2 separate regions of the Homo sapiens genome follow, and region 1 is linked to region 2. The links are chromatin contacts, found by Hi-C or POLR2A ChIA-PET in ENCODE. All regions are on one chromosome and are shown on one strand. Each heading gives the region's core, a stretch centred on a gene start or an enhancer-like site at or near the end of the contact. The rest is flanking DNA. Distances are from core to core; before and after follow the strand shown.

Region 1 (4,686 bases), core at 793-3,292, 81 kb before region 2:
TACTCATCAGAGCCCAGCCTCATCAATGGTGAATAAGTCAGAGAGGTGCCATGCCTAGAGAATCCCAAAGGTCATCCTATGGCCACCTTTTCGGACTGGTCTTCATTTTGCCTTTTCAAATTTTTTTTTTTTTTTTGAGATGGAGTCTCGCTCTGTTGCCCAGGCTGGAGTGCAGTGGCGTGATCTCAGCTCACTGCAAGCTCCGCCTCCCGGGTTCACACCATTCTCCTGCCTCAGCCTCCCGAATAGCTGGGACTACAGGCGCCAGCCACCATGCCCAGCTAATTTTTTTGTATTTTTAGTAGAGACGGGCTTTCACTGTTAGCCAGGATGGTCTCGATCTCCTTACCTTGTGATCCATCCGCCTCGGCCTCCCAAAGTGCTGGGATTACAGACATGAGCCACCGCGCCCGGCCCACGCCCGGCTATTTTTTTTGTATTTTTAGTAGAGACGGGTTTCACCATGTTAGCCAGGATGGTCTCGATCTCCTGAGCTCGTGATCCACCCGCCACAGCCTCCCAAAGTGCTGGGATTACAGGCGTGAGCCAACGCGCCCGGCCAATATGTTTTTCTTAATGGAGGAGTATCCGCAGGGCGCGGTGGCTCATGCCTGTAATCCCAGCACTTTGGGAGGCCAAGGCAGGTGGATCACGAGGTCAGGAGATCGAGATCCTGGCCAACATGGTGAAATCCCATCTCTACTAAAAATACAAAAATTAGCTGGGCGTGGTGGCACATGCCTGTACTCCCAGCTACTTGGGAGGCTGCGGCAGGAGAATCGCTTGAACCCAGGAGGCGGAGGTTGCAGTGAGCCGAGATCGCGCCTCTGCACTCCAGCCTGGGCGACAGAGCAAGACTCCGTCTCAAAAAAACAAAAACAACAACAAGAAAAAGAGGTGTGTTATTTAACCTTTTCTTAGAAGCTTCTCTGCTGCCCCCAATCTTTCTCAGCAATCCTAAGCCTTGCTCCAGTTACTGGTTAGAGCTGGGCCAATAGTGGTCTGACCACACGTGGTGGCAGCATTCTGAGCTCTGAGGAGACAACCTGGGCTCTTGTCTTGAGGCCTAAACTGGGCCTGAGAGAGCAGGAACAAATCTGCCCTCTCCCTAAGCTCAGGGAGTCCACAGCGGGACCCTCACACCCAGTCTAAGGAGACCACTGGGCAGAGCTGAGATCTTAAGGACAAGCTGGAGTTCCCTCAGTTTTGGGAAAGGAGTTCTGGGGTGAGCGAGGAACATCAGGAGAAGCTGGAACAGAGAGGGGCAGCCAAGTCCTGAAGGGCCTGCTGTAACCCAAGAGAGAGGCCTGGCTTTATCCAGCAAGGCCAGGGTGCGGTCGGAGCAAAGGTTGTTTTATTAAAAGCTTCCTATGGCTGGAGCCCAGGAGTTCGAGGTTACAGTGAGCTATGATCACACTACTGCACTCCGGCCTGGGCAACAGAGCCAGACCCTGTGTTTAAAAAAAATCCTAAAAAGCCACAAAACTTCCTGAATGCAGACAATGTAGGGGTTCAAGGAGCTAGGGAGTACAGCGGAGACAGTGTTTGAACAGGCCCAGGCCTGGGCAGGTGGCTGCCTTGGATGCCCGAAGGGAAAAACAGAACAAAATCAGGAGGAATTGGAGCCTAAGTGAGGGAGCAGAGGATGAAGGGCGAGAAGGGGGCATGGGGCTGACAAAGCCGGGGTGGCAGCCCGTCCCACCCCACTCAGTGTGGGTTCCCGCGGTCTGTTCGGCGCAGCCACAGGGTCCTCCCACCACCCTCGCGGCCCTTCGCCAGCCCAGATACCGTTTTCCCGACTTTGGAACGGAGACCACAACACCCGCCCCGGAACTACTGAAGGCTCAAGTTAGGTCAACCCGGCAGGAAACCGGTTCCCAAATCCCAAGGCGGACCCAGGCCCGCGGTTCCCTCCCTCAAGGCTGGAACAGCGCGCAGTGGCCACCGCCGCCGGGTCTCCAGCCCCCAGGAGCGCGGCCTCCTCCCGGACTCTCTCCGATGCGGTCCTGCCCTGGGGACACGGCAGGAAGAAGGGACCTGGCTGGGGGACGTGGCCCCGGCGCGGGGGCAGGGGAGGCAGCGCGGGACTCCCAGCGGCCCCTGCGCGGGTGCCCACCCGCCGTCACGTGACACGCCGGGCGCTGAGTCACCGGGAAGCATCTGGCTGGGCGGCCGGGATTGGCCAATCTGCGGGACCGTCTGGAGCGGAAGGGCGGTGGTAGCTGGCCCTGCTTCTCCCTCCCCAGGATCTCTGCACTGGCCTTACGAACTGGGGAGTCCAAGGGGTTCCAGGACGGGAAGGGGAGTTTGAGACCAGCCTGGGCAACCTGGCCAGACCCGGTCTCTATTAAAAATACGCAAAACACACACACCACACACCCCACCCCACACAGCCCACACACCCCACACGGCCAGCAGCCCTTTCTGTCACCGACTCCGTTCCCCTGGCCAGTGAGCTCTCCGTCCCCTTTTCCTCCCTTTTCGCACACGTGCCTTTCCTGCCTGCTCCCACCTGGTGCCTGAGGCGTCTCTGCGCCTCAGCACTGGCTGTTCGGTTTGCACTACGGAGGGCAGTGTAGGTTTGAAAAGGAAAGTTTCATTATATAGAACACTACCAAGGCAGGGCGCGGTGGCTCACGCCTGCAATCCCAGCACTTTGGGAGACCGAGGCGGGTGGATCACTTGGGGACAGTAGTTCAAGACCAGCCTGGCCAACATGGTGAAACCCTGTCTCTACTAAAAATACAAAAATTAGCTGGGAGTGGTGACACTTGCCTGTAGTCCCAGCTACTTGGGAGGCTGAGGCAGGAGAATCGCTTGAACCCAGGAGGCAGAGGTTGCAGTGAGCCGAGATCCGGCCACTGCACTCCAGCCTGGGAGACAGAGTGAGGCAAGACTCCATCTCAAAAAAAATAATAATAATAATTAATAAAAAAATAAAAATAATTAAAAGAAAAAGAAAAAGCACTACAGAAGAGTGCAGAGGGGCGCCTCAGCTAGAGGACTTAGGGATTTTCCTTAGGGGCATTTATGGACCTTAAAGAGGGAGCTTAAGGGTAACTTGGACCACACTAGCCACATAGGTCATGATAAATGATTACATTTGTAGACATTTTGGTGCCTAATGCCAGTCAGCAAGGGTTGTTGCACAATGAGTTTGGACAGGCATGCATTTGCAGAGATGTATAGAAATTCTAATTACTTGGAAATTTTGTTGGACCGGAGCTAGGAACCAAATGGTATAGGGAAGTCTCATTACTTCTGAATTCCTCAGATAAAGAGTTTTGCCTCTGCCTGGGCTGCTCGATGGCCACCAGGTGACCTTTGCTCTCCTCAGGGGCTGCTGTGGGTCCAGAGCTGGAAGGAGAATGGGCCGCATCCTTTCCTCCTTCCCTCCCCGCAGCAGCAGGGGCTCTGGCTGCGGGGGCGGGCTGAGCTCCGTCCGGGGTGATGCGAAGGGGGTCATGCCGAGGGGGTGACTCCCAGCTTGCACTGCGTCCCACAGTCGCGCCTCGCCTCGCCTCCCGGAGCCCGAGTCTTCCAAGGGCGCTGGCAGCTGCGTCAGCTCCCGCTGCCCGCCCCAAGCGTCCAGAGCTAGGAGGGAGTTACGGGGCGAGGCCCAGGGCTTTTCAGGGCCGGGGGTCGTGCGGCCAGGCGCGGGTGGACTAGGCCAGCGGCCACTGAGGGGCAGAGAGGTCTGGGGTTCTAAGTTTAGCCCACTCCGCGAATGTGGATTGCTTTGTTTGGATGTGATTCCCTTTCCAGGTGACTGTAGGTTACCCCCACACTGCCCTGGCATGGAAGAGATTTAGGCTGTCCTAGGCCTTCACCCTTCCCTAAGACGAGAATCCAGAGGAGGAGCCATTTAACAGCTCCCTGGCTTCTCTCACTTACAGGGAGCTCACTACTACTACTAAAAACATTTTGAAGTTAACACCCCCTTATGCCTGGCTCATTCGTGCATTCAACAGATGTTTACTGAGCACAGACTGTGTGTTGGAGACTGGCCACTGGTTTACATAACGAGCTGTGATAAAACAAAGTCCCAAGCCTCTTGGTTGATGTTCTCAGGCTTTTTTGAGGTGTGAATCACTTCTCCCTGGAAGCCCTCCTAGCTATGCCACCCTGGCTTAAGACTGACTTTTGTGCTCTAGTGGCCCCTCAGGGATTCCCCACATCAGCACTGACTAAATGTCCACTTCCATGAGCTAGAGGAAGGTGGCGCCTCTTATTTGGCCTGGAGCAGGGAGCTAGGGCTCCTGCAGCCTCCAGATCCCTTACTGGGCGTCAGCTCAAGGGTGGGAAGGCCGGGGGCCTGCACCCCCTGGGAAAGATGTGGGCATTTGTTTCAAGGCAGGTGGTGGTGGCTGAAGTCTGGAGGCAGGGAGAACGGCTGCGTATTTCAAACTTGTAAGCAAAGGACAGGGGACCTATTACTGGGAAATTTCCCACATGTGCCAGGGGGAAGGAACAACCCTCTCCCTGTGGAAGGTGGGGGGAGCGAGCTCACCTCCCAGAGAGACAACTCTGTCACTCTGGCGCCTCTGCCCGCCCTTGTTCTTCCCTCCATCTGAAATCTTCCCCTCTTCTCAAAGCTGGTGTATTCTCATCCTTTAACTCTCCACTCAAATGTCACTTTCCTTGTCAACCCTTGTCAAAATTGGTCCCCTCCTCTGTTCCCTTTAT
Region 2 (4,648 bases), core at 1,265-3,764:
GATGCCAGAAGGGCCTCACAGGGACAGCCCATATCCATGGCCCTCAGGGTCAGGCTAAGCACATCCCAGCCCAGCCCATCCTGCCTGGCCTCTTGGGGCCAGGCCTCACAGAGCAGAGGGGTGTGTCCTGGGCGGGGGGAGGTAGGATTCTCTTTTTCCTTTCTGCCAGTGAGTCACTCATAGCGGTGAGAGTGACCTCCCAATGACACCCGCCCACTGTGGCCTGGGCACCGAGCCTGGGGGATGTGGGCAGCACAGATGGAGACAGCAGCCTGGGCAGGATGGCCAGGGAGCCTGGGAGATGGACACACGTACACTCACACCCACAGTCCTCTTGTCACACACACACAGAGACTCATCCTGACACCAACACAGGTTCACATAAACATTCCCATACATTTGGCCGGGCGCAGTGGCTCACACCTGTAATCCCAGCACTTTGGGAGGCCGAGGCAGGTAGATCACTCGAGATCAGGAGTTTGAGACCAGGCTGACCAACATGGTGAAACTCCATCTCTACTAAATACAAAAAAATTGGCCAGGCGTGGTGGCGCATGCCTGTAATCCCAGCTACTTGGGAGGCTGAGGCAGGAGAATCACTTGAACCCAGAAGGGGGAGGTTGCAGTGAGCTGAGATTGCGCCATTGCACTCCAGCCTGGGTAACAAGAGCAAAACTCCATCTCAAAAACACAAAAACAAAAACATTCCCACATACTCTCTAACAGCGACTAGAGACACACACCCAAGACAACACAAAGACGGGTACTTCACAGTGTGCCACGCCATGCCCATGGCATGACCCCAGACACAGGGGCAATATGCGCACAGACACACGCACGCACACCCCATCTCATGACAAATTTGAGCCACATGAGTGGGGTTCCTTAGCTCTGTGAGTGGGAGAGTGAATATAGGAATGTGTAAGAGGGGCTGTTTTGCTGGTGCCATCCTGGGCCTGGCCTAATTACCCTGTCCAGGAGGGTAATTACTGCTGGGACACCTCCCCGAGCCTGGCCCACGGGGCCTAGCAGGAGGATGACTGAGCCCCAGGCCTGGCCCTTTAAAGAGAGATGCTGGGGAGGGGGTGGACTCCAAGCTGAACTGGGGAGGGTGTAGGGGCTTGGGGGAGGATGAGGGGGGCCCTGAGGGCCTCTGAGGCAGGATGTTAGGAGCTTATGGGGAGGCATTGGAAAAGGAGAGGCTGAGAACCCCGAACTAGTCCCTACCTTCAGGCCTGCACCCTACTTTTAGGCCTCAACACCCTCCCTACTCAGACCTTGCCAGTAGCCGGCTCCCATCCCCAGCCCTGACCTTAGCTCCTCCTCCCAGGGAATGCAGGTGTCTACTCTGGCAGGCCCTACTTTAGACATTTTGTAAAGACTTTTCTTGTTTCTTCCAGCAAGTCTGCTTCTTGCGGGAATATTTAGCCCTTCTCTGAGGCTTCCTGTCCCCGGCTCACATTCCTCAAAAACCCTGTGTGCTCCTGCTCAGAACTCAGCACCTTCTGGGAAGCCAGTGTCATCCAGGACCTCTGCATTTCCCCACCCCTTAGGCCCCAACCCTAACGCAAAGCTTCAAAGTCCAGGCCTCCATGCAGCCCTCCAACTCTGGCCCCCAGAGTTCCAGCCTCCCAAGTTCCCTGAGGCCCCTGGTCCCCCAGGCCCTCGGATCTCTGCCCTTTATACCCTCAGCCCCCAGTCTCTAAGGCCAAGACCCCACTAGCTCTCCCACCGGGCCTGGTGCCTGTCCTTCCCCTGCCCCCAGCCGTGCCCCCGGCCCTCACCCACGCGGAAGCCGGAGCCCGTGAGCGTGTCTGTGCTGTGGCCGTTCTCTCCGATGAGCGTCATGTTGGAGCCCTGCTGACAACTGTCCCGACACTGGCCCTTGAGACAGGTCCGCTTGCAGATCACCGGCGCAAAGACCACCTTGAAGCGCTCGCGGGCCAGCGCCCCGCCCCCGCCTGCGCCCCGCTCGCCGGCCGGCCCCCCCTCGACCCTGCCGCCCAGGCCCAGCAGCAGCAGCAGCAGCAGCAGCAGCAGCGCCAGCAGCCCCGCCGCCCCCGCCCCGCGCATCTCAGGGGCCAGGCCGCCAGCAGCCCCTCGGGGCCCGGGCATCCGGGGCCGCAGGACCCGGGGGAGGGGGGGCGCGCCCGGGCGGGGCGAGGGGCCCGCGCCCGAAGGGAGTAGAGGGCCGGGAGCCCCGGGAGAGGGTAGGGGGCAGCGAGGGAGGGCAGCGGGGGAAGCGGGCGGGAGGGGACCGCGGGGGCCCGGCGGGAGGCGCGGAGATGCAGACTGGACAGCGGGGAGCGCAGAAACTTCCCAGCCCCAGGACGAAGCCCAGACCAGGCCCCGAACTCAGGCAGGAGCGAGGAGGCCGGAGCAAGTTGAGGCGGAGAGGAGGAGCGAGGGAGAGGAAGGCCGGGCGGCCGGCCCGCTCCGCGCCTCCCCCTGGCCGGGCTCCTCTCCCGCGGCCGCGGGGAGGCAGGGAGCGCGCGGGGAGGGCTCAGGGAGAAGTGAGCAGTTGTTTTCCCTGGCTGGAGCGCGGCGCGGCGGCGGCGAGGGGGGCTGGGACGCTGGCCCCGGGCCAGGGACACAGTTTTTTTTTTTTTGTTGTTTAAAGCGTCGCCTCTGCCGCCTGGAGAAGCGAGGGTGTGCAGGCTGGCGGAGGCTGGGGGGTGGCGCGGGGACAGTCCCCACCCCAGATGCCCGCCCCCGCCGGAACCCGCGGCCGCGCTGGGCCCTTTCCAGAGGGCCCTCACCTGGGACCGTCTGGCCGGCCGCGGATTCCTCCGGGCGGGGCGGGGCGGGGAGGCCTGCGTAGAGCGAGATACCGAGGCTGAGGGAGAGAGGTGGCCCTGCCGGGTCACACTGACGATGGAGGCCGGGTGGAGCCGGAGCCCAGGCCTTCCAGCTCTTTCCCAGCCTCCCTTGCAAACGTGGGGGTCTCAGGGCCCCAAAGTAACTTCTCGTTAGTGCTGGTCCAATCCCCTCTGAGGAAAGGGCTAAAGGGTGGGGACAGCCTTTGGCCAGGGCTCACGGAGGTCCCAGGAGGAAGTCTGTGGGGTCCAGAAGAGGAGCAGAAAGAACAAAGCTAGAACCCAGCTTCCCTGCCAGCCCCCTCGGAATGGCTTCCTGGTGCCCACCCTGCCACCTCCCCCCTTTCCTTTCGTCTGGCCGTGCTGGCGGGGCTGGCTCTGGGCCTCAGACACTCTGGAATCGCCAAGGTCTGAGCTCAGGGCCTGGCCCCCTTCCCAGGCTAACAGCCGGGAGGACGGGGGCGCTGTCCGAGGGCCCAGGGGCTGGAGAGGGGCACAGCAGAGCCCCAGGGCAGGGGCTGGCAGCGGCTGGGGGTGGGGGTCTTCAGGTTGGCCATGGCTGGAGAGGAGCATAGTTCCAGACCAGGCTTGTCCGCTGGTCTGGAAGGAAAGGCTGCAACGTGCGGGGGCCCAGGCCTTACTGTGGGGCCTGCCAGGAGACCCCAGGGTTCCGTCTCTGACTCACAGAACTCAGCAGGAGGTGGGGACGGCTAGGGCACATCCAGGAAAAGCGCTGCCAAGTCAGGGCGGCACCAGACCCTCTCCCGGACAGCACCCGGGGCAGCAGTCTAATTGGGGAGAGGAGGTTCAGGGACTCACTTTCAGGCACACCTGTCCAAGGAACTCTGTTTTTACTTTGAGCGTAAGTTGATGTGGGTAGCTTTAGGGGGACGCTTAGTAAGTCCCCCTTACTAAGCGGTGCAGGGCTGGGAGGGACAATCACATGTCCCCAGGGATCCCTGCTGCCGGAATCCAGGATGGGGTGTGAGGGGCAAGCCCCTGCTTCTTGGGGCCCTGGTCCACACGGAGGCAGGGAATAATGCTAGGTGCCGACCACCTGCCAGGCACAGGGCTGAGCATTGTATACTCATTTTTTCCTAACACTCATCTGAACCTGTCCTGACTCTGCCTAGAGCTGGCTGTGGCTCACCATGGAGCACAGCACAGTCAAACAGTCCAGGGTTGGATTCTTACTGTCTCTAAGCCCCAGTTTCCTTGCTTGTGAGATGGGTATCTATTCACTCAACATCTATGTTCAACTACTGGTAATAAAAAACAAAAAATTAAAAAATAAATGTAAAAAATTCACTCAACAAACTGAGACTCCACCACATCCTAAGCTCTTGGCCACAAATAGAACCAGTCCTGCCTTCCTGGAGCTGCTGTACTAGGAGAGCTGGATATGTGCCAGATCAATTCACACAGAACTGTGGCTACAACAGAGGCTGGTACCGTGACAGAGAAGGGCAGGGAAGCAGGACAGGAGAGGGCTGGGACCTGGGAGACAAAGAGAGTCTTCCATCGGAAGCTGGAAGATGAGTAGGAGTGAGTCACACCTGTGGGCATCTGACCTCAGGGGAGGCTGCAGGGGGAGGCTATCCAGAGAACTGAGGGAAGGCCAGTGGAACAACAGGGTGTGGTGGAGAGGGAGAGCCGAAGGTGTAGTGGTGGTGGGAGGGGCCGGCCATGGTGAGGAATTTGCTTTTATTCTCATTGCAGTGGGACTGTGTCAGGGCAAGAGCGGGCACTCTGCCTTCATCCCAGGAGAGAGATCTCACTTGGCCCTGGGAGAGATGTATTTGGGAGGGGAGATGTAAAGACTGGGTGAAGTA

The links. Hi-C counts contacts between places; a loop is a spot of excess contacts on that map. ChIA-PET counts read pairs that join two places held with the same protein, here RNA polymerase II (POLR2A). Pooled maps may share reads with other maps.
Region 1: a pooled map shows a loop between it and region 2 (2.3-fold over the local background). The contact joins the promoter of ENEMAL here to the promoter of LTBP3 in region 2. A Hi-C loop is called at or near these places in 7 of 50 pooled maps. POLR2A ChIA-PET finds 5 or more read pairs at or near these places in 9 of 52 experiments (BJ, CD4-positive, alpha-beta memory T cell, GM12878 and 6 more).

What each region holds. Positions count from the first base shown.
Region 1 is chr11:65,475,445-65,480,130 of GRCh38, forward strand. ENEMAL (enhancer lncRNA neighbor of NEAT1 and MALAT1) reads right to left here and starts at 2,043. Exons shown (of 1, transcript NR_186313.1): 1 at 1,333-2,043. RefSeq lists enhancers at 1,836-2,431, 2,267-2,356, a silencer at 1,967-2,096 and a cis regulatory region at 4,130-4,353.
Region 2 is chr11:65,555,845-65,560,492 of GRCh38, forward strand. It overlaps LTBP3 (latent transforming growth factor beta binding protein 3), which reads right to left and starts at 2,515. Exons shown (of 28, transcript NM_001130144.3): 1 at 1,785-2,515. The coding sequence starts at 2,115. RefSeq lists silencers at 2,344-2,583, 2,634-2,793.